3 separate regions of the Mus musculus genome follow, and regions 1 and 3 are each linked to region 2. A link is a loop called in an ENCODE intact Hi-C map of the cell type or tissue named here. Cell type or tissue: left cerebral cortex. All regions are shown on one strand.

Region 1 (8,000 bases), 200 kb after region 2:
ACACACATATGGGCAGCGCTAACTGGACTTAATGAATCATCACTAGAAAAAGGAGGTTTGGAGTGATATGCTGGTAGTTGAAGAGGAAGATATGATCATGCTTCATTGTTTTCATGTATGAAATGCTGGAAACAAAAATATTACACTTTAAAAGGGTTTTCATACAATATTTAATATGTAAATGTGTTTTATGTGCATTGGCGTTTTGCCTGCATGTATGCCTGTGTGAGGGTATTGGATTCTGGAGTAACAGACAGCTGTGAGTTGCCATGCAAGTGCTGGGATTTGAACCTGGGTCCTGTGGAAGAGCAGCCAGCATCCTTAACCACTGAGCCATATCTCCAGCCCCCAGACAATACATTTTGATCATGTTTTCCCCTTCCTCAACTCCTCCCAGATCTTCCCCACTTCCCTATCCACTCAACTCTGTGTTCTTTTGCTTTTTCTCTCTCAAGGGAAAACAAACAAACAAACAAACATGAAAATTAAAAGAAGCAAAAGACCAAAAGAAAAACAAAAACAAAAAAACAAGCAAAACAAAACAAAACAAAACATCCAAAGAAAACATGGAGTCCATTTTGTGTTGGGCTCCTGGGCATGGGGCCTGCCCTGCAGTGTACTCAGCGAGACTCCACTGGAGAGAACTGCTTTCCACTTCCTAGCAGGCATCAGCTGCAGAGAGCTTCCTGGTTATGAGTGGGGCTTTGTTTCCCTAACCCTGGACCCTTGCGTGCATTATATGTATACAGCCAGGACCTCTGTGAGTTCAGATGTGCATCAGTCCTATTGTGAAGTCTGGAAGACATGATTTCTTGGAGTTATCTACCACCTTTGGTTCTAAGAAAAAAATTAAAAATTAAATACAAAACAGGTTGCTGGGAAGGGTTCACAAGGCCCCGCCCCATCCCTGAGGATCCAGATGCCGTTTGCTAGAGAGACAATTTCTTCAGTGGTATATTCACTGGTAAGGTGCCCATGACTCAACCGTGCTTCTATAAGGAGCCCCAATGGACTCATTAGCTCACACACAAAAGAGGCATGGGAGTAGAAGCAGGGGCTACTTGGGAAGAGGGGGGTCAGCAGGAATGGGATGGGGGCTCATGAGTGGTGGAATGAATTTGTAAATACATTATGCATATGTGTGAAAACAATATAACAGAACCCAATATTACACACAATTAATGCTAATAAGACATTGTACAAAATTTTACATGATGCTAAATCACAATGACTTAAAATGTCCTTACTGAACGTGAGAAGGATAAGCTGATTCCATGACAGGCTTCAAACGAGCCTAGGCCTAAATCTGTTTCCAAGAACTGGGCAATTCCAGGCACGTCTAGGCCTCAGAAGCTGCCCTACCACCTGGCCTGAGGCAAGGACAATGGGTCAGCAGCAGTTTCCAGACCTCCCCAGCAAGTTTCCAGCCCCCATACCCTGATAATGGAGTGTCTGTAGAGATGGACAAATTAGCATAGAGGTCACCTACCCTGGAATTCCAATGTGCTTTAAATGGAGCCTGCGAGCTCACTTGGTTGTCTCTCTATCTTGGTAATGGGAGGCCCCAGCATGCTGAACTTGTGCAGAATAAAACACTCTTTGTGCTTACATATTATTTGAGTCCAGGGTATCATTCTTTAGCAATCATGGACCCTTACAAGTGCTTGTGGTATGTGTTAGTGCAGGCACACATGTGTCATGTGTCACATGTGCATCTGTGCAAAGAATGCATGTGGAAGCCAGAGGACAACTTTTGGGAGTTGGTTCTCTCCTCCCACCTCGCTGAAGCAGTCTCTGCCATTTTTTTTCCTCCGTGGACCCCAGGCTAGCTGGCCTGAAGGCTTCTGACTGGTCAGGCTCTGTCTCCATATGGGTGCTGGGGACTGAAGCTGGGTCCTCTGCAAATGAAGCGAGTGCACTTAACTGCTGGCTCATCCCTACAGTGCCCACTTTTTTTTTTTTTTTTTGTTTCCTTAAGAACTTGCTGTGTTTGAGTGAGCTTTAGCCAAACACTATTTGTGAAAAACTACAGCGAAATAACTGCTGGGTTTTATCTGCAACTGTTCCCTAGGAACTGTGCCATTCCCAGCAGGGTGGTCCTGCTTAGCAAATCCTCCTGGTGTTCCAGACTCCTCTCCCTCTGCTCCTGTCTCAGAGTGAAGCTCTCACCCTCCTGTGTGGCTGAATCCACAGTGCAGTATCCTCTCTTCATGCAGCCTCCCTGCTCACCTCCAGGGTCATCCATCCCTTGTTTGAGGGTGTGGGGCAAGCTTGGCTGTAGAACCATTACAGTAACATGCCATCTTCCAGGGACTAGGCTTTTATACCACACAAGATAAAATGGCTGATTTAAGAGCTATTGTGCAAAGCCTAGTTAAGAAACAAAGGAAGAAACCACAAACTTGTAGAAATAAAGGAAAGAGAGAAAGTAGAGAGGGAGGGAGGGAGGGAAGGAGGGAGGGAGGGAGGGAAGGAGGGAGGGAGGGAGGGAGGGAGGGAGGGAGGGAGGGAGGGAGGGAGGAAAGACCTTGACAAGGACACACAGAAGTGGACAGCCACTGTGAGTCTGTGGGTTGGAAGATTCAGTGGTGTCATAGTGCCTGTGTAGCCCACTACGGTCTGCAGTACCCACCAAAACAGCCGTGATTCAGCAAGCCTGCTGTTCAATGGCAGTCCAAAGAAGAGGGACCTAGGAATGTCATCTGTACTCACAGGCTCATTTCAGGATTGTCTGCAATAGGTAAGCTATGGAATGAACCCAGAACTCCCTGGAAAGTTAGTGGATAAAGAAACCACAGCACACAGGCACAGACGGATGCTACTTAGGTGTAAAGAATGAACGAAATTCTGTCATTGGCAGCAACGTGAGGAGAACTAGAGGACGTTTGTCCAGTATGAGAAGCTTGACACAGAGCTGGGCAGCATAGGCCACCTTTAATTGCAGGATTCTGGAGGCAGAGGAAGGCAGAACTTTGTGAGATCATGACCAGCCTGGTAGGCATAGCTCCAGGACAACCAGGGCTGTGTAGAGAAAGCCTGCCTAAACTAACCAACCAAATAAAATCCAGACTCGGAAACATAAACAGCACATATTCTTATCCTCAGACTGAAAATGTAAACTCCCTTGTCTATAGCCAATGGGTGGGGTGCCTGGGGTTCAGATTCATGTGGATTTTCAGTGTTTGAATGTTCCTAACACCGAGTCAGTCTTCGAGGAGAAAGTTATGCTAATTACCCTGAAGACATCACCACGCATCTTATATATAGCTGTGTGTATTTATACACATTGAAAGAACACACTATAACCCCAAATATGTACGGTCCTGTGCCTGTCAACGATAAAAAAGACCCAAAGGCAGCCAATACACACTTCTGGCTTCTTCAGCCACTGCATACATTCAGTGTACACATATAAATAGGCCAAAACAGTCATGCATATAAAATAAAGATAAGTAAACCTTAAAACTATCTGATGGGCTGGGGAGAGAGCCTGGTGGTTGAGAGCACTTAGTGCTCTTGCAGAGGACTCGACTTCAGTGCCCAGCACCCAAATCAGTTGGCTCACAACTGTCTGCCATTTCTGTTCTGGAGGATTTGTGCCCTCTTCTTATCGATGGGCACCTGCACACAAGCAAGCACACACACACATACACATAAATAAATTGTTTCAAAGACCTACAGATGCCAACGAGCTCTTGAACGCCAGAAGAAATGTTGCATGCTCCATCTTTTGTCCTAGTGGAAGGGGACATGCAGAAACACAGAGCTGTGTGCTAGATGTGACTGCCAATGTCCTAGAGGGCCTCTAAGCCCTGCCCATTCCTCAGACTGAAATGCCCCTGGGGGCTGCCCTTCTCTGTCTCTTCTGCAGTTTCACACATTGTTTTTAAATGTCATACTGCACCTGTGTGAACAAGCTGTTCACAGGGGGTGGGAAGATTGCCCCCCTGTCTAGCCCCTACAGACAGCTTCCCATCCCCTGGGGACACAGTGACATTGCTAGCTCATATGTCTCCCCAGACTGCAATCCTGTTCTGTCTCCCACACTGGTGCGACTCAGCTGAACATTTATAGGATGTGTCAGATGACGCTCTCTCTTTTTTTTTTTCTCCTTGTAGTGTTTGGGAACAGGCAAGAAAGAGATTTGGGGTTGACAAATTGTTTGCCTCAGTAAAAATGTGTGTTTTCTTCCTTACATAAGGCATTGGGGAAGGCAGATGTACCCCTCTGAATATGTATGGCCTCACAGCTTCTTCTATTAATAATTCATGGTGCACACTCACGTCTACCCATCAGCAGGGTTACATAGCAAGAAGGGACAGAGAGCATCCTCTCCTCCCCCCTCGCCCTGGAAGTCCCTGCAGCGGGAGCAGACAGATGGGCACCGCATGCCTTGTTTGGTTCACCCTGTGAAAGATAATAACACACACTTTGCTGGAATTTTCTATAACCAGCCTTGATTACTTTGATAAACCACGGGGGACTCATCAGGACTCACACAGTACTTCCCCAGCCAGGCTTCAGAGAGAAACATTTGGCTGCTTTTGTCATTTATTGGGCCAAAAAAAAAAATGTTGCCAAACTAGTCTATTTGAAATACATTTAAAAGGGCCTTTTGCCACTCAAAGTCTGGTCTCCAGCTCAGGTAGCTTTCAAGGTTACAAACACTTTTGTTTCTGATTGAAATTTGATCCTTAACACTCTTGTCAGAAATATTTTAAAAGTGAAACTAGAAAATCACCTGGAATGTAAAATAGAGAGAAAAGCTCCGGTTGTGTGACATCATGGGGTGACATCATGAGAGTGACATCTCTAACATGGGACTGTGAGGGTGACATAGTGGGGTGACATCATGAGAGTGACATCTCTAGCATGGTACTGTGAGGGTGACATTGTGGGGTGACATCATGAGAGTGACATCTCTAGCATGGTACAGTGAGGGTGACATTGTGGGGTGACATCGTGAGAGTGACATCTCTAGCATGGTACTGTGAGGGTGACATTGTGGGGTGGCATCGTGAGAGTGACATCTCTAGCATACTGTGAGGGTGACATTGTGGGGTGGCATCGTGTCGTGAGAGTGACATCTCTAGCATGGTACTGTGAGGGTGACATTGTGGGATGACATCATGAGAGTGACATCTCTAGCATGGTACTGTGAGGGTGACATTGTGGGTTGGCATTGTGAGAGTGACATCTCTAGCAATGTACAGTGAGGGTGACATTGAGGGTTAACATCATGAGAGTGACATCTCTAGAATGGTACTGTGAGGGTGACATTGTGAAGGTCCCACCATGAGAATCACACATCTTAAGTGTCAGTGTGAGTGTGGTATCATGAAGTTGACATCACAGGGTGACATCATGAGATTAGCATCATGGAACAATATCATGAGGCTGACATCATGCTGCCTTTTCTTCTTTCATAAATTCTTTTAAAAAGAGATGTGTTATAATTCCCCCTTTCTAGTAGTTTATACAAGCACCTGGACTTAGTGATTAATGCTCCATGTTCTTTTCTGGTTAATACCAGAGTTGAATCTCCATTTTTCTTTTACTGAAAATAGTGAAAACACATCCCAGGTTTGGGACATGGCTCATTTGGTAGACCACACACATTGGCATGCAAAAAGCACACAGATTCAACCCCAGCAGCTTATAAACCAGGTGAATAGCATATGCCTATGATCCCAGCACTCTGGTGATATAAGAAGGATGATAAGAAGTTCAGGGCCGGAGAGACAGAGAGCTTCTGAGGCGGCGCCATCTTCGGCTCCAGACAACTGGCCACCTTCCTGGTGAGAGCACAGGGGTCCGCCCAGCCCGAGAGGTTTCTGCCTAAGGCTCCGGCGGGAGCCACCTTGGTTCTGGGACTCCGCGGAGGGCAGGCTGCACGGGTGAGGGTGTGGAATATAGAGGCCAGCAGTTTCTGGAACAGGCGAGGGCCACAGAGCTTCTGAGGCGGCGCCATCTTCAGCTCCAGACAACTGGCCACCTTCCTGGCCAAAGCAACACAGCTTCTGGGAAAGATCCTGTTTTGGGCCTTCATCTTCAGCCAGGAGGAGGTCCAAACACCAGATAACTGTGCACCTTCCCTGAAAGAGGAGAGCTTGCCTGCAGAGACTGCTCTGACCACTGAAACTCAGAGGAGAGAGCTAGTCTCCCACGTCTGCTGATAGAGGGTAACAAAATCACCAGAGGAACAATCTCTAAACAAAGGCAGCTATAACAACTAACTCCAGAGATTGCCAGATGGCGAAAGGTAAATGTAAGAATCCTACTAACAGAAACCAGGACCACTCACCATCATCAGAACCCAGAACGCCCACTTCGCCCAGTCCAGGGCACCCTAACACACCTGAAAAGGTAGACCTGGATTTAAAAGCATATCTCATGATGATGGTAGAGGACATCAAGAAAGACTTTAATAAATCACTTAAAGAAATACAGGAGAACACTGCTAAAGAGTTACAAGTACTCAAAGAAAAACAGGAAAACACATCCAAACAGGTGATGGAAATGAACAAAACCACACTAGACCTAAAAAGGGAAGTAGACACAATAAAGAAAATCCAAAGTGAAGCAACGCTGGAGATAGAAACCCTAGGAAAGAAATCTGGAACCATAGATGCCAGCATCAGCAACAGAATACAAGAGATGGAAGAGAGAATCTCAGGTGCAGAAGATTCCATAGAGAACATCGGCACAACAATCAAAGAAAATGGAAAATGCAAAAAGATCCTAACTCAAAACATCCAGGAAATCCAGGACACAATGAGAAGACCAAACCTACGGATAATAGGAGTGGATGAGAATGAAGATTTTTCAACTCAAAGGACCAGCAAACATCTTCAACAAAATTATTGAAGAAAACTTCCCAAATCTAAAGAAAGAGATGCCCATGAACATACAAGAAGCCTACAGAACTCCAAATAGACTGGACCAGAAAAGAAATTACACCAGATTTTTCACCAGAGACTATGAAAGCCAGAAGAGCCTGGACAGATGTTATACAGACACTAAGAGAACACAAATTCCAGCCCAGGCTACTATACCCAGCCAAACTCTCAATTACCATAGATGGGGAACCCAAAGTAGTCCACGACAAAACTAAATTCACCCATTATCTCTCCATGAATCCAGCCCATCAAAGGATAATAACAGAAAAAAACCAATACAAGGACGGGAACCACGCCCTAGAAAAAACAAGAAGATAATCCCTCAACAAAACTAAAAGAAGACAGCCACAAGAACAGAATGCCAACCTTATTAACAAAAATAACAGGAAGCAACAATTACTTTTCCTTAATATCTCTTAATATCAATGGACTCAACTCCCCAATAAAAAGATATAGACTAACAAACTGGCTACACAAATAAGACCCAACATTTTGCTGCTTACAGGAAACTCATCTCAGAGAAAAAGATAGACACTACCTCAGTATGAAAGGCTGGAAAACAATTTTCCAAGCAAATGGTATGAAGAAACAAGCTGGAGTAGCCATTCTAATATCTAACAAAATCGACTTCCAACCCAAAATAATCAAAAAAGACAATGAGGGGCACTTCATACTCATCAAAGGTAAAATCCTCCAAAAGGAACTCTCAATTCTGAATATCTATGCTCCAAATACAAGGGCAGCCACATTCATTAAAGAAACTTTAGTAAAGCTCAAAGCACACATTGCACCTCACACAATAATAGTGGGAGACTTCAACACACCACTTTCACCAATGGACAGATCATGGAAACAGAAACCAAACAAGGACACAGTGAAACTAACAGAAGTGATGAAACAAATGGACTTAACAGATATCTACAGAACATTTTATCCTAAAACAAAAGGATATACCTTCTTCTCAGCATCTCATGGTACCTTCTCTAAAATTGACCACATAATTGGTCACAAAACAAGCCTCAACATATACAAAAATATTGAAATTGTCCCATGTATCCTATCAGATCACCTTGGACTAAGGCTGATCTTCAATAACAAAAT
Region 2 (8,000 bases):
TCAATATGCATTGAAAAAAAGCATTTCAAGATTTTCATAAAAAACATTTACATTTTAACAGGTGTTATAAAACCAAAGTAATATTCTAAATTCGAACTTACTGGTAGACACCATTATACACAAGAAACTGAGTGATCAGCGTAGCTAGGAAGGCGATGGTAATCCCAAGCCCAAGGCCGCTTCGGGAACGATCAAATGTCCACCACAAACCCAAAGAGAGGGCTGCTAAAGTCAAGGACAGCTGGACATTATTGGCAAAATCTAATTTCTAGTGATCCAAAAGTTAAGGAAGCATTTTATAATTTATCATAAGAAAAAAAACCCCTAAACCCCAGAATTACGTACAGGGTGTATCACTATATAGTAACTGTCTGCTTCTAATGATGGTACATGACCAATCCCAAGACCCCCAGTGAGGACCAGTCAGAGCGCTGGCTTCTAATAGTAAACTTTCTGACAGCTGGGAGATTGCTAAGAATGCTCTCCTCCCTCCTTTACTTTTCAGTGAGTGGAGACAGGCGGGCACTGTCTCCATGTTGTCTCTGTGTCCCCTAGGTAGTAGGTAAGTTGATTCAGTGCTTGTCAGTGAGCACTCTCAGAGCTGGCTGGCAGGAAAGGAAGGCCCCAAGTGCAGACACAACTTCACAAGATCTTTTACTCTAAGTTGCTCTAGAAACTTAGCATTTGAAGAGTTTACCATCAAATTGGTCATTTTCATAGAAAATGCATAAAACCACAGCAGCCTACACGAAGGGCAAAATGTCAGCTATGGAAAGTAGAAGCCCGCAGGGACCTCCTGACCAGCCTTGGGCTCCTGTGACAGAGAACAGGGACAGGGCTCTCACTACCACAGAGCACATCAGTGGGGTAGAAGGCAAGAGAGAGGACAAAAGTCCACTGAGCCACAGTAAACCTCTGCTTCTACTCTTAGTACAGAGGTCCTAGGAACGGAACCCCAAAATTCCTGCCACGTGAAAGCCAAGTCATACTCTGAAGCTCAGGAACGAGGGGACGAGCAGTGTCAATATACCCTGCCACAACCCAGATGACCCTCTGCACAGACACCAACTGAGGATACGGCACTGGCGTGGTTGATGCCAACGAACACGGCAATACAGCGCATAACGCTGGCCCATTCTCTCTTGAACTTGTGTGGTTCTCCCAGGTGACTGTCAATACAGGGATACAGTAAACCGACAACAGCTGTTTAAAGAAAAACAAAACAGGATTAGGATACACTGGTGAAAATCAGTCCTTGTGTGGTCATTATTAGTAGGATCCAAACCACTTATTTTCCTCGGCAGTTTGTCACCTGTAGCACAAAGTATTACCTTACATACACCTGTAAGAAAAGGCTGTGGGAAGGCCACCCCACACTGCTCTCTTTTTCTCAGCCTTGACCTGGCCCCAGTGAAGACAAGTCTCACACTGTGAGGAGGGTAGGGTCTCAAGAAGGGAGAGAGGCTGGACAGGTCTCCTCGAGTTTGTTTTCGCATGTGTGAAATGAGGATTATGTAAGTAAAGTGGAGGGCAAAGAAGGTTCTGTGGTTCTCAGAGTTAGGAACTGTCACAAACACAGATTGGACTCCAAAACATTTGGACAGCAGAAGTTGGGCACTCCAGAAGACACAAAGAGAGTAAAACCCAGGAAGGGAGGGACTGTCTGCAGTACAAGTGGGAGCAGTCTCATGGACACAGGGCACAAGACCTCAGTCAGGCTGCCGTCCCACCTTGTCCAGTGTGAACACAGGCACTCAGCCTCAGTGGTGAAAGCAGTACCAGTCCAGCCTCATATTCAGATGAGAAACTGGTTTACTGGGTTCCCTTAAACTTTCATCACAAACATGATGCTTCATGTTGAAGATAAACTTTCAAATTCAAAGAGCCTTAGGTTTCATATGTAAGGAAAAGAGAATTCAAATCTCCATCTTATTCCCCAAGGAACTTTTAAATGCTGGGGATAGTAGTTTGGTGGCAGATGATTTGCCTAGCATGAATGAGGCCACCCCCAGTCCAAAACAACCAAGAAGCACACAACTGTCATGTGGCTGACCCTCATAATGCTGCAGGTGAGCCTGAGAGCAAGCAGCCTTGGAAATCAACAGTTAAGTGTCCTGCATCCTACATTTAACCCATGACTCAGCTACAGCACAGCACCCAAGCCCAGCATATAAAGCATAGGCAGGCAGTCAATAAAAGCTGGCTTCAAAGCAGACAGGCACTGCTCCTGCTGTCCTGTGGCTGCAGATTGGAGGAAAGATGCACCTGAGCAAATACTGCCCACCTACACAGGACAGGACAAGGACAAGCAGGGCTGAGGGGGGAGAAACACTTGACAAATGGTTATCAACGCTGTACACTGTAAACTATGCAGGATCTGTTGGACTGTAATTACTCAACACTTTTGGCAAAAAGCAGCAAAATGATCAAGGAAAGAAAAAAGACTGTGGCACTGTTACAAGTTTCGTTGGGCCTAAGAGGTGACACCATAGGTGTGCTTAGGCCCAAAGGCTCCTTTTTTCCTCCTGTCCCAAGTCTACTGGGCACGGAGTTCCAGAAGGTTTGGCTGATAGCCACAATCTGCAGAAGGCAGAGAAGTCTGTCCCCTGGCAACTGCCTCTTGAGCGCACGTGATGGTTTGTTTTCAGTTATCCAGCGAGGTAGCACGTTTGCTCAGGCAGCCAATAGCTGCGTGGTGCTGCCCTCACCAGTTCTCCAGGCGGCCAATCCTGGCTTCTGGCTCAACGAGACAGCTGCGACTCCTCCACTTAAACTGCCAATTATCTCCTGACCTCATCTCCATCACTAGTCCCTCCAACTTCCGCCTGTCGCTCGCCAACGTCTGGGGTTTCCTACCCTCTCCGTTCTCCTTTTCTTGTAACAAGGGTGACTTTAACAGCTGACGTGTCCCTTCATCCCCCTCCCCCACCCCAAGAACAAGGAAAGGCACTCACCCGCTGCCGTGCCACAGCACGGGGGCACCCACCAGGCGGAGGAGAAGATGGTGGCTATCACCTCGTCGGGGAAGAGCGTGACATTCCGCTGGATCTGCAGCAGGTTGAGCACCAGGGCCAGGACCACGCCAAATGAGAAGAGCACTAGGCTCCGCTGCACCAAGTCGTGGTGCCAGCTGCCCGGCCGCGCGCTGCATCCTGTGGTTCCCGCTCGCTGGCCCCGGGGCGCGTGCTCGGGTTCGGGGACTCCGGGGCCCTGCGGACAAGCGGCCGCCGCAATCATGCCTCGCGGGAGGCTGTACGGCCTCGCAGCGCCCGCGCTTGGATAGTTCCAGACGTGGTCGTGCAGCCTGGGCATCGGCGTCCAGGCACAGCATGGAAGGTACACGCCACGACACTACACGTACCGCGCCCGGACGGCCCAGGAGCGGCCGCGGCCCCGCGCGGTTTCCGCTTATAAGGCAGGCTGCCACCGGAGCCACGTGACCTCACCCAGCCTATCCGCCGCCCGCGCGCCCTGCTGGGGGGCGTGTCTTCAAGCGGCCCCGCCCTGTCCGCGCGCCTGTCCGCTCGGGGTCTGGTGAGGCCGCCGGAGCCAATGGGAGGAGGGCGGCCCATATGACGTATGCACACGCCACCGGGGGGGTGGGGCTGGTGCCCGGCACGCGCTCGAGCGCGCGCTATTCGGGCAGGCGCCGGGGCGGGCACCGGAGCGGGCGGCCAGCGAGTCAGATGGTCCGATGCTGCCCTATTGCGCTGCCGGACCTCGGTTTCTGAGATAATGAGGTCCACGCAGGTCCGAAGGAAAGGACCCGGAGCGCAAACCCTCCTGAGTGCTTAAAAGACCTGGGATCGCTTGGGCTGGCTGCTAATGGCAAGTGCTCTGCAGGTTCACAGCTCAGACCAGGGCTCCCCTAGCCAAGACGCCACCGGCTAAAACCACAGGGTGGTGAGCAGGCCTGAAAAGGCACTGTGTGTGTGTGAGACCTTAGGTAAGGAATGTGGCTTTGTGCCAAAAGTGTAAAACAAAGTCACCCTCCTAAGCAGGCTGTTTCTCAGAGATCATGGGGGCTGTCATTTTCCCAGCGTGACACGGGTGTGGAGACCTGGCTGTCTTTCCCTCACAGCCTGTCCACTCCTCTCTTAGGCGGCTCTATGCGTTGTTTGGAAGAGCTTGAAGCAGTTTTGACTTCAAGGAATGTTGCAACTTGGGTCTTCGCCATTTTCCACACTCTGGCCAGTCCATGCATGTGAGGTTTCATGGGCATACACACACGGGGGTTGGGGACATCAGTACTGTATGGTGTATTACAGCAACATGGGAGCCTTTTTGACAGCAAGAAAGCAGGAGGGCCTGCCCAGCTTCAGCTGATAGGAAATTGTTAAAGGCAGTGAGTCTCTGCTGTGGGATGTAGCAGGTGCTGCCTCTACCACCCATCATCAGCTGCAAGTACTCTAAACAGATGTTGAGAAAGCGACACCTGTGTAAATACACACAATTTTGCCCCCAAGGAACAGACACATCGCTCATAGGAAACTTGGCCCTAAGGAACAGACATGCCAGTCACTTGCAGGAAGCTGGCTTGATGGGACAGTCCCAGACCCTGCACCCACGCCCCAGCACCAAGCATCTGTCTTGTGAGCACTGAGATGTAATTCAGTCCCTTTTTCTCAAGCCATTTTGCTTGTCTTTACAGACTCTCCCCCGGATTTTTTTCCTCTTGTTATAATTCTTACCAAGTAGGCTAAGAGGTTCTAATAATACTTTGTGTGCTTTTGTGATGCTTGCCTGGGGGCAGGGGTTGATATCTTCAGACAATTGCTCTGTTACCAACTTGGTTGTTTCTTCTGCTTACCCAAGCCAGTATTAATGCAGTCTAACCTCTGCTGCTGCTTGACCAGCTCATCTGCACCGGGACAAAGCAAGCTGTGGGCTTAAACCCTGGTGGCTGTTGTGGTATGCAGACCAAGGTGCCCTGTGGACCATGAAGGATACACCCTGTGGCCTGGTTCTCTGGGGGTCCCACGGGGGCTGCTATGGGCTCATGAGCAGTTTACCTCACTTTCAGTGAATGTAGGGTGACGGTAGAGAAGAGTTCAAACTGAGGCTCTTGGAGAGGCTGCCTGCCTATCAAAAATGATACCCAAGGCCTGCTAGGTTTTTGTTTTTGTTTGTTTGTTTTGTTTGTTTTTAATGCATACTGGAAATGGAAGATCAGGGGTCCCTTCTCTGGCCCTGAGGATGAGTGGGGTTGCTAGGGAGATGCTTTTGAGGTGGAGCTCCTTGGCCCTTCACTGTACCACTTCATGTTAATCATTACAGCTTTGCTGATTGCAGGTGCTTCCATCTACTGAGAACTTACCTGGGAGCCACCCATTGCTTTTTATCTATATCTCTGCCATTCTTCCTGGGATAATACCAATGATCATTTGTGACTTAATTCTTAAAACGGACTAGATAAGGAAGTAGATTGGCTATTTTAATGTAGTCTCACCCCTTGCTCACTGTAGACTGTTCAGAAAATAGAATCATATCTGGGGTGAGGTAATGACTTGGTCAGTAACGTGTTTGCTGATTAAGAATAAGAAACGGAGTTTGATCCCTCAGAACCCACAAGGAGCCACATATGTAGCAGTACATGTCTGTCCCAGTACTAGGGAGGCAGACAGGACCCTTGGAGCATGGTAGCTGGATCATACACCTAAAACTGAGCTCTGAGTTCGGAGAGAGACCTTGTTTCAAAAAGAGGTGGAGAGCAATTGAGGAAGACTGCTGAGATCTACCCCTGACCTCCACTTGCATGTGCACAAATGCACCTGGACACACACATGCCAGCCTTCTCCCCTCCACTGAGCACAAGCTGCGGTTAACATATCAGCGAGAGTATGCATTTCTAAGTGTGTTTCTATGCAGAAGCCTATGTGGCTTTGTTAAGTGTTTATTTTATGAAGGCTTATAATTTTTAATGTGTGTGTGTAAATATATGTGTGTGTGTCACATGCATGTAGGTGGCCAGAAGATGACAGATCTCCTCAGACTGGAACTACAGATAGTTATAAGTCACCATGTGGTGCTGGGACCACACCTGGGTACTCTGCTAACCATCTCTAGTCACCCTGCTTCTGGTTTCTAAGCGCTTATTTATTGTGTGTGGTTGGAGGGTTGCTTCTCTCCTTCCACGTGGGTCCCAGGTATTGAATGCCAGCTTCCACCCACTGAGCCATCTTTCTAGTCCCTGTACTACGTTCTGGAGTCACACTTGATAATGGCAGAACCTGTTAATCAGGTAACCATGAACTTCTTCAGAGTTGAAACCCATTTACATGCTGTACAGCTCTCCCACTGAAGGCCTCCAGTCCGTGGTTGCTCACAGGTTCAGAAGGTGTAGAACCTTCTTCAGGGCTACTGCTGCCCCTTCCCTCTTTCCAGCCTCAGGCTGCCATGAAGCTGCCGTCTGCCTCTGTGAGCTGCTTGTTCTGAGCATTCCTGCAAACAGAATCATTCACTGTGTGCTCTTTGATGGTTCTTTTAGCAATAATACTTTCAAGATTTATCCAAGCACAGGAGTGCTTTGTTTCTTTTGTTCCATTGTGTAGTAGTCTGTATTTTGTCTGTTCCTTCACTGGCTGATGAACATTTGAGTTGTGTCTGCTCTTTAGCTCTGTGTGTGCACAGTAAAGATGTGTGCATAGCTCTGTGTGTGCATTTTCACTTCCCTCGGATGGAACGACATGAGTGGAATTACAAGATCTCACAGGAAACTCCATGCCATCCTGCAGCCCCATTGGCACATTAGGAGGATCCCCGGGAGGTACTGGGCAGCTGGGAGGGAAGGTCACAGGGTTGTCACAGTACAGACCCCTCTTGGTTGTGAAGAAGTGAGAGGGAAGAGAGAGAAAGTCCAGTAGCTGTGGGGCCTAAACAGGTTGATTCTGGTCACTACCTGAAATAGAAGTGCCCAGTGGACTTAGTGGGGATAGACAGGGGTCAAAGGGCAAGGCTTCTTGGGAAGTCAGTGGTTTGGGGGGCGGGCTCCTTAGTTGATGGAGTGTTATGTAGCTATGCCCTGAAAATGGGAAACTCTGCCTTGTGTGTGGGGCAGAAGTCTCAGAAAGCTCAAGAGGCTTAGGAATTCATGGAGCCTCCGTGGAGATCATCATCTAAGCTATAAGCAGTTGCTGGGGAGAGGAGACAGAGATGTCTTCAAAGCATGCAAGGAGCTCCAGGGATGCAGATTCTGTGAGTCCTTAATCATGCTGGAATAGGTCATAAAAAACCAAAACAAAATGCTACTTTGCGTGTGTGTGTGTGTGTGTGCGCGCACGCACACTCACTTCCACAGCATGTGTGTGGAGGACAGAGGACAACTTTTGGGAGGGTTCGCTCTACAATGTGGATCCCAGGGATTGATCTCACATTATCAGACTTGGTGGTGGGCAGACACCCTTACTCATTGAGCCATCTTTGCAGCCTGCAGTGGGCCCTTTGGTGAGAGCTTTGTGTCACCCACACTCATATAATTATTCTGAATAGATCCACTGTTTATCTAATCTAAACTCAGTAAAATGGTTTCTTTGGTCTGTAGTCACTGCCCTCCCTGGGATGAGTGGACATTTATTCACACTTCTCCAGGAAAAAAATCACAGCATAGGGAGCAAGGGCTGATGGCAAGGAATGGCAGAGTGGGAGTTTGCAGTTGGGAAGGTTGGGGTAGGGGAATTGATCTCTTGGGATCAGGGGCTTGAGGAGATCTGTGATGGCAACACCACTTGCAAGCTGTGGTGACTCTCTGTGTCACTCTCTAGGTCAGCAGACAGGCTCCTAGATTTTCGCTTGTAGAGGAAAAGTAGGACAATGGGACCAGGGAGGTCAGATTGGGGCCTGGTGTTTGATGGGCTCATATCCTGCCTCAAGCCTTGTGAGGCAGAGGGAGAAGCAGGGAGCAGTCGGGAAGAGGCCCTAGCCTGGGAAGAACACATGTGGAATTAGATTCCTGCTTTTACTTGCATTGATTCTAGAAGCAGGCTGCACTTGAGCCCATGGAA
Region 3 (8,000 bases), 230 kb after region 2:
AACCTCTTCCACTGATCAAGGACAATGCAGTTTCCCCTAGCACAAGCTTGTGAAGGAGCCAGTCATCATTAACCCTCAGTCCTTACTCGGAAGCCAGCCAATCAAATCAGAGTCACCCTAAAAACCTGACTCTGAGAACCAATCAACCAGTCTGAGCCATAGCATCTCACCAGAAGGCATTCACTGGACCCCAGTCTCAGGCACCGGCCAGCTCATGCTTTTGTCCAGGGACTACTGGCTCTTTGGATTCTGGATGCTCCCTGAACTCTTACTGCTGGGTGGTGTTTTGCTCTTCCAGAATTTGCAAACAAGGATGTCCATGTGCCAGGCCATCGTGTTGAGCTGTTTGCTTCAAGTAACTAAAGCTTCACGTAGCAGTCTGCAGTTAGGTCTCGAATTAGGTCTCCCTCTCCCTCTCCCTCTCCCTCTCCCTCTCCCTCTCCCTCTCCCTCTCCCTCTCCCTCTCCCTCTCCCTCTCCCTCTCCCTCTCCCTTTCCCTCTCCCTCTCCCTTTCCCTCTCTCTTCAGAGAGCCAGTAGTCCCTGGACAAAAGCATAAGCTGGCTGGTGCCTGAGACTGGGGTCCAGTGAATGCCTTCTGGTGAGATGCTATGGCTCAGACTGGTTGATTGGCTCTCAGAGTCAGGATTTTAGGGTGATTCTTCTATCTTTTTTTATAGCTCTGGTTGTCTTGGAACTCACTATGCTGACCTCAAGTTCACAGAGATCTTCCTGCCTCTGCTTCCAGGGTACTGGAATTAAAGGTGTACACCACCATGACTAGCTTAGTTTTTTCTTTAAATAAATGGACTCAAAAGTAAGAAGTAAATGGACCTATAAACCTACCAACTTAGAAAGTATCCAACATGAAGCTAGACCTTTCCAAATAGTCTTAAAAAGTAAAGACCAGAGATCTATGCAAGATGTGGTTCTCTGGATACCCCTAAATAAACCTCTGTCCTCAGAAGTATGGGAGGCTACATATACCAATGGATTATCTATTATTTGCCTTTCATCTTTTTATATATGTCATGTATCAATTATATGTTATCTATCATCTATCACTGTCATCAATCTATATCTATCATAATCTATTAGCAGAAAGCTCCTTAAAAGAATCAGTATCTCTTATTAGCTTGAAGTCACTATTTAAGATCTGCTCAATGAAGTTATTCCAGAGGGAATGTAGTCACCTACCAAGCCCCCATCCTAACTTGAAAAGACATTTGCCTCTACTGTGGCTGCCAGTTTGCACTGAGTTAAAGCTGCCTCTAGCCATCACACTATAAAGATCAATTCATTTGATATACAGTTTGAAATTTGTCTGGGGTGGGCTGGAGAGATGCCTCGGAGGTTAAGATTACAGCTGTTCAGCTGGGGTGGTGGCACACACCTTTAATCTCAGCCTATGGAAGCAGAGGCAAGTGGGTCTCTGAGTTTGAGGCCAACCTGGTTCACAAAGTGAGTTCCAGGACAGCCAGGGCTACATAGTGAGACCACGTCTCAAAAAATAAAAGAGTACACACAGCTTAACCAACAGACCCAGATTTGATGCCAGTACTCATGTGGCAGACCACAACTGTAACTCCAGTTCCAGGTGATCCAACACCCTCTTCTGGCCTTTGTATGTATGTATATCAGGCACACACATGGTATACATAATACATACATACATACATACATACATACATACATATATACATATACACACACATACATATATATACACATGCATACATACATATATATACACATGCATACATACATATATATACACATGCATACATACATATATATATACATATACACACATACATATATATACACATACATACATACATACATGAAAAATACCTAAACACATAAAACACATAAAATAAAATAATTTTTAAAATGCAATAAAAATTATCTGAGAATATCGAGGTGGTTCAGTGGTAAAAACATTTGCCTCTAACATTGATGACCTGGAACCCATTGGTTGGAAACAGAGAACCAATTCCTGCCAGTTGTCCTCTGATTTACACACATGCACACACACACCCTACCCCACACACAGGCACACACACTGAAAAACAACAGATCAGGCAAGCTGTGAATCTCTCCAGTTGTCAATAGCTGGGAAATAGAGAAGAAGGAGAGAGAAAGTCATGCCGGTAATTGTTGTGAGCAAGCAGCTTGGGACAAACGGAGAAGGGGCTTCAGAGAGAAAGTGAAAGTGCCCAGAGTACCAATGAAAGCATTCAGTGAAAGCATTCATAGCCTTCAGCCAGTGTCTGAAAAAGAAAGAAAGAAAGAGAGAGAGAGAGAGAGAGAGAGAGAGAGAGAGAGAGAAAGAAAGAAAGAAAGAAAGAAAGAAAGAAAGAAAGAAAGAAAGAAAGAAAGAAAGAAAGCAAGCAGGGAAGGTCACATGGGGTTAACTCACAAGAGGCTGCACCAGAGAAGAAGATTCAGAAAAGGAAAGTACATTGTCTCATCAGGGGGCAACTTATCCCTCTGCTCTCCATTTTGGCTGTATGGAGTGCTAGGTCTCACCCCAGGCTAGAGATAGACCTTAGAACCAACTTCATCTTTCTTATATGGTCATTGAAATTCAGGGGAAAGCAAAGCTGGGGTTCCCATTTCTCATACCAGGAAAAGCAGAAGTGGACTCCAAGCTTTAGTAGCCTAAAGCTACTTAGAACCCAGTTCCCTGCTTCTTGGTGGACGCAGCAGAGTTTCCAAAATTCAGCTCTATGAATTCTGATCCTCGAAATTCTTTGGGGCCACCCTGCACTATTAGAAATCATCAGGCAGTCCAAACGTCATGCTTGGTGGAGGGCCACTGTTGGAGATGGGGAAACAGATAGCCTCCAACAAAGTTTGTTTGTATTCTAAAAACAAAAGGGATGCTTTTTCCTTCTCCTGCCTACACCTAAGCTTTAGTGAGTGGAAACTCAGCACACTCACATTGCCTTCACAAATAACCCCCACTCTCAGGCTTGTTTTTACATCAAGCCAGCACAACATATTCTACACATTCATTTAGACTAGTCTGCTGCCCCAGAGCCTAGCAACAGGAATCAGAGACTGTGTCCTTGTCTGATGTGACTTCAGTAGACAAGTGAGACTCTCAGTGATGAGTAGGGAGCTGGCTCCTTTTCATGGAGAACCCTGACTCACAGCTCGGATCTTCAAGGAGTTAAGGAGATGGCAGGCAGAGAAAGCATGGGTGGGACAGGGTGGAAGAAAGCAGGACTTCCATTTAGAGATTGTCTGCTTCAAATGCCAGCTGTTGGGAGCTGGGAAGCTGTCTGATGTGAAACTTCAATTTTCTCCTGCATATTACTCAAAGAGAAGGCAGTCAGGCCAAGTGGTCCTTAGTGGCGCCCATGGCCCAACGGGGCTGCAGTAAATAGACTCAGAAAGCATTGTTACAACCCACAAGGGAAGAGGACAGCACATGCAGTCACCATGACACAGTTGTCTTTAATCTTATGGTGTGTGTGTGGGGGGGGGGGTGGCATTACTAGGACACTGAAGAATGAAGAAGGACAGCAACCCAGAAATTATAGTTTGCAAGACAGCCTAGAAAACAACACAAATGGTATGCCTGCTATGTGGCACTCATCCTGTCAATCATTCTAATCTTCCCTCCTCCGAACACCCATGCAGAAAACTGCATGTTTGTTTGTTTTTCCTGAGTTACTGAGCCAGTGTCTCCAAGACACCAGCTTTCCCAGGTACTGCCCATCCACAGGACTTTAGTACCAAAGTGGACCAGGTAGAATGTGGATGGCAAACCCCTCATTTTTCAAGAAAGAAAACAATCCCCCAGACATTCAGTATGGGAGGGCCTCTGTAATTCAGTGCTTAGAGCAAAGGGAGTCTCTGGCTCTTGAGCCCCCCCTTCCTCCCTCATCTACCTCTCCCCAAACTGGAGAGTTTTACCTTCCACAGACATAAGGTGAAGTGCGCTGCAAGAAAAGCCTGTGAGATACAAGTGACGTATTTTCTAACGATCCTTATAGCACCCACCTCCACAGCTTCGGGTACGGGGGAGACGCTGTTGGTCTTCCTGGAGCCCATGCGGAATTTCGCCGCCCTGTAAATTTTCCAGTACACAAAGAGCACCACGCACAGCGGCAGGTAGAAGGCACCCACGGTGGAGAACACGGTGTAGGAAGGCTCGCGACTGACTTGGCATTCCTCACTGGGCTCAGAATAAGTCTCTCCCCAGCCAAATAGCAGTGGAGCCAGAGAGATGACAGTGGAGAGTGCCCAGGTGAGCAGGATCATCACATTGGAGACACGCTTGCGGGTACGGAGTGTGTACTCCAGGTGGCGCGTGATTGACCAGTAGCGGTCCAGAGCTATTGCTGTCACATTCCAGATGCTGGCAGTACAGCAGAGCACGTCACATGCGATCCACAGCTGGCATAGACGCCGGCCCAGCTGCCAGCGGCGCCCAGACAGCTCATGTACCAGGCTCAGTGGCATAACCAGCACAGCCACTAGCACATCCGAGATGGCCATGGAAGCTACCAGGTTGTGTGGTACTCGGTGGAAGGTGCGTACCTTGAGGATGGTAGCCAGCACCAGCAGGTTCCAAGTGAATGTGGCCGCAGCTAGAAAGCCCAACAAAGTCAGGACTAGCACTCGGAAAGCTGAGAGAAAAGGCCGACTAGGGCGCAGGACTTCCGTGTCCAAGCTGCGGTTAGGTTCCAAAGAGGAGGGAGTAGAGAGAGAAAAGGAGGTCAAGTTTACAGGCAGATCCATTGCTGTCCCAGGACACCTGTGTTTAGACTGTGTTGCCACCGAGCCCACTGAAGTCAATCTAGATGTTTGCGACCGATGGCCAATGGAGAGGATTTTGCTAAGAGCCAAGAACCTGGCCTCAGTCTCCACCCAGTCAGAGTCCGGAGGAAATTGTAGCAGAGAGGAGGGTGCTGGGCTACAAGCAGCGCAGCCCAGGTATCCTTAGAGATATGGAAAGCGGACTCAAGGGGCTGAATCTAGAAGCCAGGGCCCGCCTTTGCTATCACATGCCTGCTGTTCCTCACCTAGGCGGAGACTGTTGTCTGGTCGCCTGCAGCAGAGCATCCTTGAGGTCGGCCCCCGCCCAGTGCAGGGTGGATGCCCAGAACTCAGCTAGTGCGTCAGAACAGTCGCTGGTCCAGGGTTGCTCCTTGCCCACCTCCCCCCTCTCCCGGCAGTGGCTCCGAGGGGTGGGGGTTGGGGACTGGAAGCCACGTAGATACCTGCTTTCTGGAGATGGCCTTCTGCCCTGTCCTGATCTCTCTCCACCGTGCCTGAGGCTGCTGCTCCGAGAGGGCACGCTGGCGCGCCCACCCAGACCTGCTTTAGCAAAGTGGGGCTCCCGCACTACGTAAGGCATCAGCTGATGAAGCCGCCTCTCTCCACCCGGCTCTCTGCATGGGAGTATTCAGCACTGGCTTTGTGTGCAGCTCAGTGCTTGGCGCTGTCCACGGTGCCGCTGCCTATACCAGCACGCAGCTTGGTGTCTATCCACAGTCCCATCGCTCTTTACCACTGGGTCAGTGGCCGGGAATTAATTAGTAAACTTTCCTAAACCCTTCTTCCAGCACTCATGCTCCCTCTGAAGGTGATTTTGAGACTTCGAGCCATTTGCTTGAAGTACAGGTGTCCTGGGTTAGGCTAACTAACCAACCAACTAACCAACTAACTTCCTAACAGCCTACTGTTGTTCCCTTCCAGGTTTCCGTATGTGGTTGCCTCCTAACTCGGAGAGCTCGGTGGCCTCACTTAAAGAGTTGTTTGTTTTAAAGGAGAAAGATTGATGACTGTTGGAGATAGGGTGCTTGTTTCCTGAGCTTAGAAAGAGGCTTACAGGAGCCTCTCTAGTGACTCTACAGAAGTTTCTATGGAAAAGAAGCTGGAGGGAATGGCTCAGCCATTAAGATCATTGGCTTCCCTTGCTGAGAACCTGCTTTGGTTCGCAGGACTGACTCACACAGTGGCCCACAACTGGCTGTAACTCCATGTCCAGGGGATATGACACCTTATTCTGGCTTCCACAGGCACCATGTACACATACAAGCATGTAAACATACACATACAACAAAAACAAACCCTAAAGAAAAAAAAGAGAAAATCTCTACGGCACTTGAAATGCTTGAAACATGCTTGAAAAGTATTGAGACAGTCATGATGGTTCAGCCCTTAATCCTAGCACTTGAGCTTGGGGCCGGTGGAGCTCTGCAAGGTCAGGGCCAGCCAGGGCTACATAGTGAGACTCCGACTCAAAAAATAAATGAAATAAAATTTAAAAAAATTACCCATGCATGCTTGTAAAACTATCAAAAGGTCTGACCTAGGAGTTTTCTTTGTTTCAGTGTAAGAGTTGAGGCCCAGAGCTTTGCACATACTAGGCAAAGAACACTGTCATTGAGCTACAGCCCCAGCCCTCAAGGAGAGAAGCAACTGCAGAAAGCTGTCTCTCTGCATGTGCACTATGGCTTATGACACCCACATACACACAGTACACACAGGAGCTTGTGTGTGTGCATAATAATAATAGTAATACATAAATAAGAGGATATGGTAGTACACATCTGTCATCTCAGCACTGTGGGCTAGAGATGGGCAGGTCTCTGAAGTGTACTGGTTGTCCTGGCCTAGCTGGAGAGTTCCAGGCCAATGACATAAAATAATGTGGACAGTGCCTACAAAATGATCACAGAAGTTGCCTTCTCTCTCTCTCTCTCTCTCTCTCTCTCTCTCTCTCTCTCTCTCTCTCACACACACACACACACACACACACACACACACACACACACACACACACAATTAGCCATTGACCCTTGGTAGCCCCATCACCTTTCACTGGATTTTCTTGGATCAAATTTTTCTGCAACAATACTAAGGTAATATTTGCTTTTTAAAAATGTTAATAGCCATGTTGGTGGTATAAATGTGGGACATGCTTCTGTTAAGGAGTGCTATGTACATACTTACATATGTGTTGGCTAGAACTGGAAGTATTTTAAAATAAATAACAATGTTTTCCTTAAAAGAATTATGGACAGATAAGCTACCATTTTTCACACTTGCATATACAGCAGATATTTTCTTTCAAAGGAGTGAGGTAAGCCTTTAAGGAAAATAATTGCCAATATTTTAGAACATTCAAACACACCTTTAGAAATCTGGCAGCTTACAAGTACTTAGAGACCTGTGAATCAAGGTTGATGCTAAAGTTAATGAATGCAATTCTTTTTATGTGGGGCTGGAGAGGACTCAGGCTCAATTTCCAGCACCCAATGGCAGCTTACAACTGCCTGCAGCTCCAGTTCTAGTAACTCCAGTTCCAGAGGCTCTGATACCCTCACACAAATATACATGCAGGCAAAATACCAACGCACGTGAAATAATTTTTTATAGATTATACACATGTGGTCATTATATGCATATGTGGTCACATATGCATCAGATCCCCTGGATCTGAGGTAACAGGTGGCTGTGAGATGCCTGATGTAGATGCTGGGAACCAAACTCAGGTCCTTTGGAAGAGCAATACATGCTCTTAACCATTTAACCATCACCCCAGTCCCATGATGCTGCATTATAAATGTGTCACCATCTGGAAATTCTGAATAATTCAATAACCCAAATGACTATGGGTTGGTATGACAAATTCCTGAATGGGATTTGGTCCAGATCAAAAGGCAAAGTACCCATTAGGGTTCTTGTTTGTGTGTGTGTTGTTGTTGGGTTGGTATGACAAATTCCTGAATGGGATTTGGTCCAGTTCAAAAGGCACAGTACCCATTAGGGTTCTTTAGTGTGTGTGTGTTGTTGTTGTGTGTCGTGTGTGTGTGTGTGTGTGTGTGTGTGTGTGTGTGTGTGTGTGCAAGTGCTGCGGTACAGATGTCAAGGTCAGAGAACAACTTTTGGGAATTGTTTCTCTTCTTTCACCTGTAGGTTCTAGGGCCAGACTCAGACAGACCATCAGTCTGCAGCTGGGACCTTTTCCTGCTGAATC

Evidence for each region. Peaks named below come from ENCODE experiments on the same cell type or tissue, not always from the same donor. Only the 100,000 strongest peaks of a DNase experiment are listed, where the experiment ranks them.
Region 1: it touches region 2 in a loop (3-fold over the local background); 2 of 42 quality-filtered maps call a loop at or near these places.
Region 3: a loop joins it to region 2, with 4 times the contacts of the local background. A loop is called at or near these places in 6 of 42 quality-filtered maps.

Annotation. Positions count from the first base shown.
Region 1 is chr5:27,869,713-27,877,712 of GRCm38, reverse strand. No RefSeq gene overlaps it. Among named protein-coding and RNA genes, the nearest start is that of Htr5a, 32 kb to the right of the region's middle. In left cerebral cortex, no CTCF peak of the experiment used is centred here; DNase peaks (open chromatin) are centred at 3,295 and 4,116; H3K27ac peaks cover 2,098 bases.
Region 2 is chr5:28,066,750-28,074,749 of GRCm38, reverse strand. It overlaps Insig1 (insulin induced gene 1), which reads right to left and starts at 3,338. Exons shown (of 5, transcript NM_153526.5): 1 at 2,955-3,338; 2 at 1,079-1,203; 3 at 102-268. The coding sequence starts at 3,312. The region is part of intron 1 of Gm35223 (a long non-coding RNA gene); the gene reads left to right. In left cerebral cortex, a CTCF peak has its summit at 3,293; DNase peaks (open chromatin) are centred at 2,732, 3,509, 4,197 and 4,449; H3K4me3 peaks cover 3,259 bases; H3K27ac peaks cover 2,312 bases.
Region 3 is chr5:27,839,202-27,847,201 of GRCm38, reverse strand. It overlaps Htr5a (5-hydroxytryptamine (serotonin) receptor 5A), which reads right to left and starts at 5,255. Exons shown (of 2, transcript NM_008314.2): 1 at 4,013-5,255. The coding sequence starts at 4,753. In left cerebral cortex, a CTCF peak has its summit at 4,314; DNase peaks (open chromatin) are centred at 4,127, 4,378, 5,120, 5,356 and 3 more places; H3K4me3 peaks cover 3,790 bases; H3K27ac peaks cover 2,019 bases.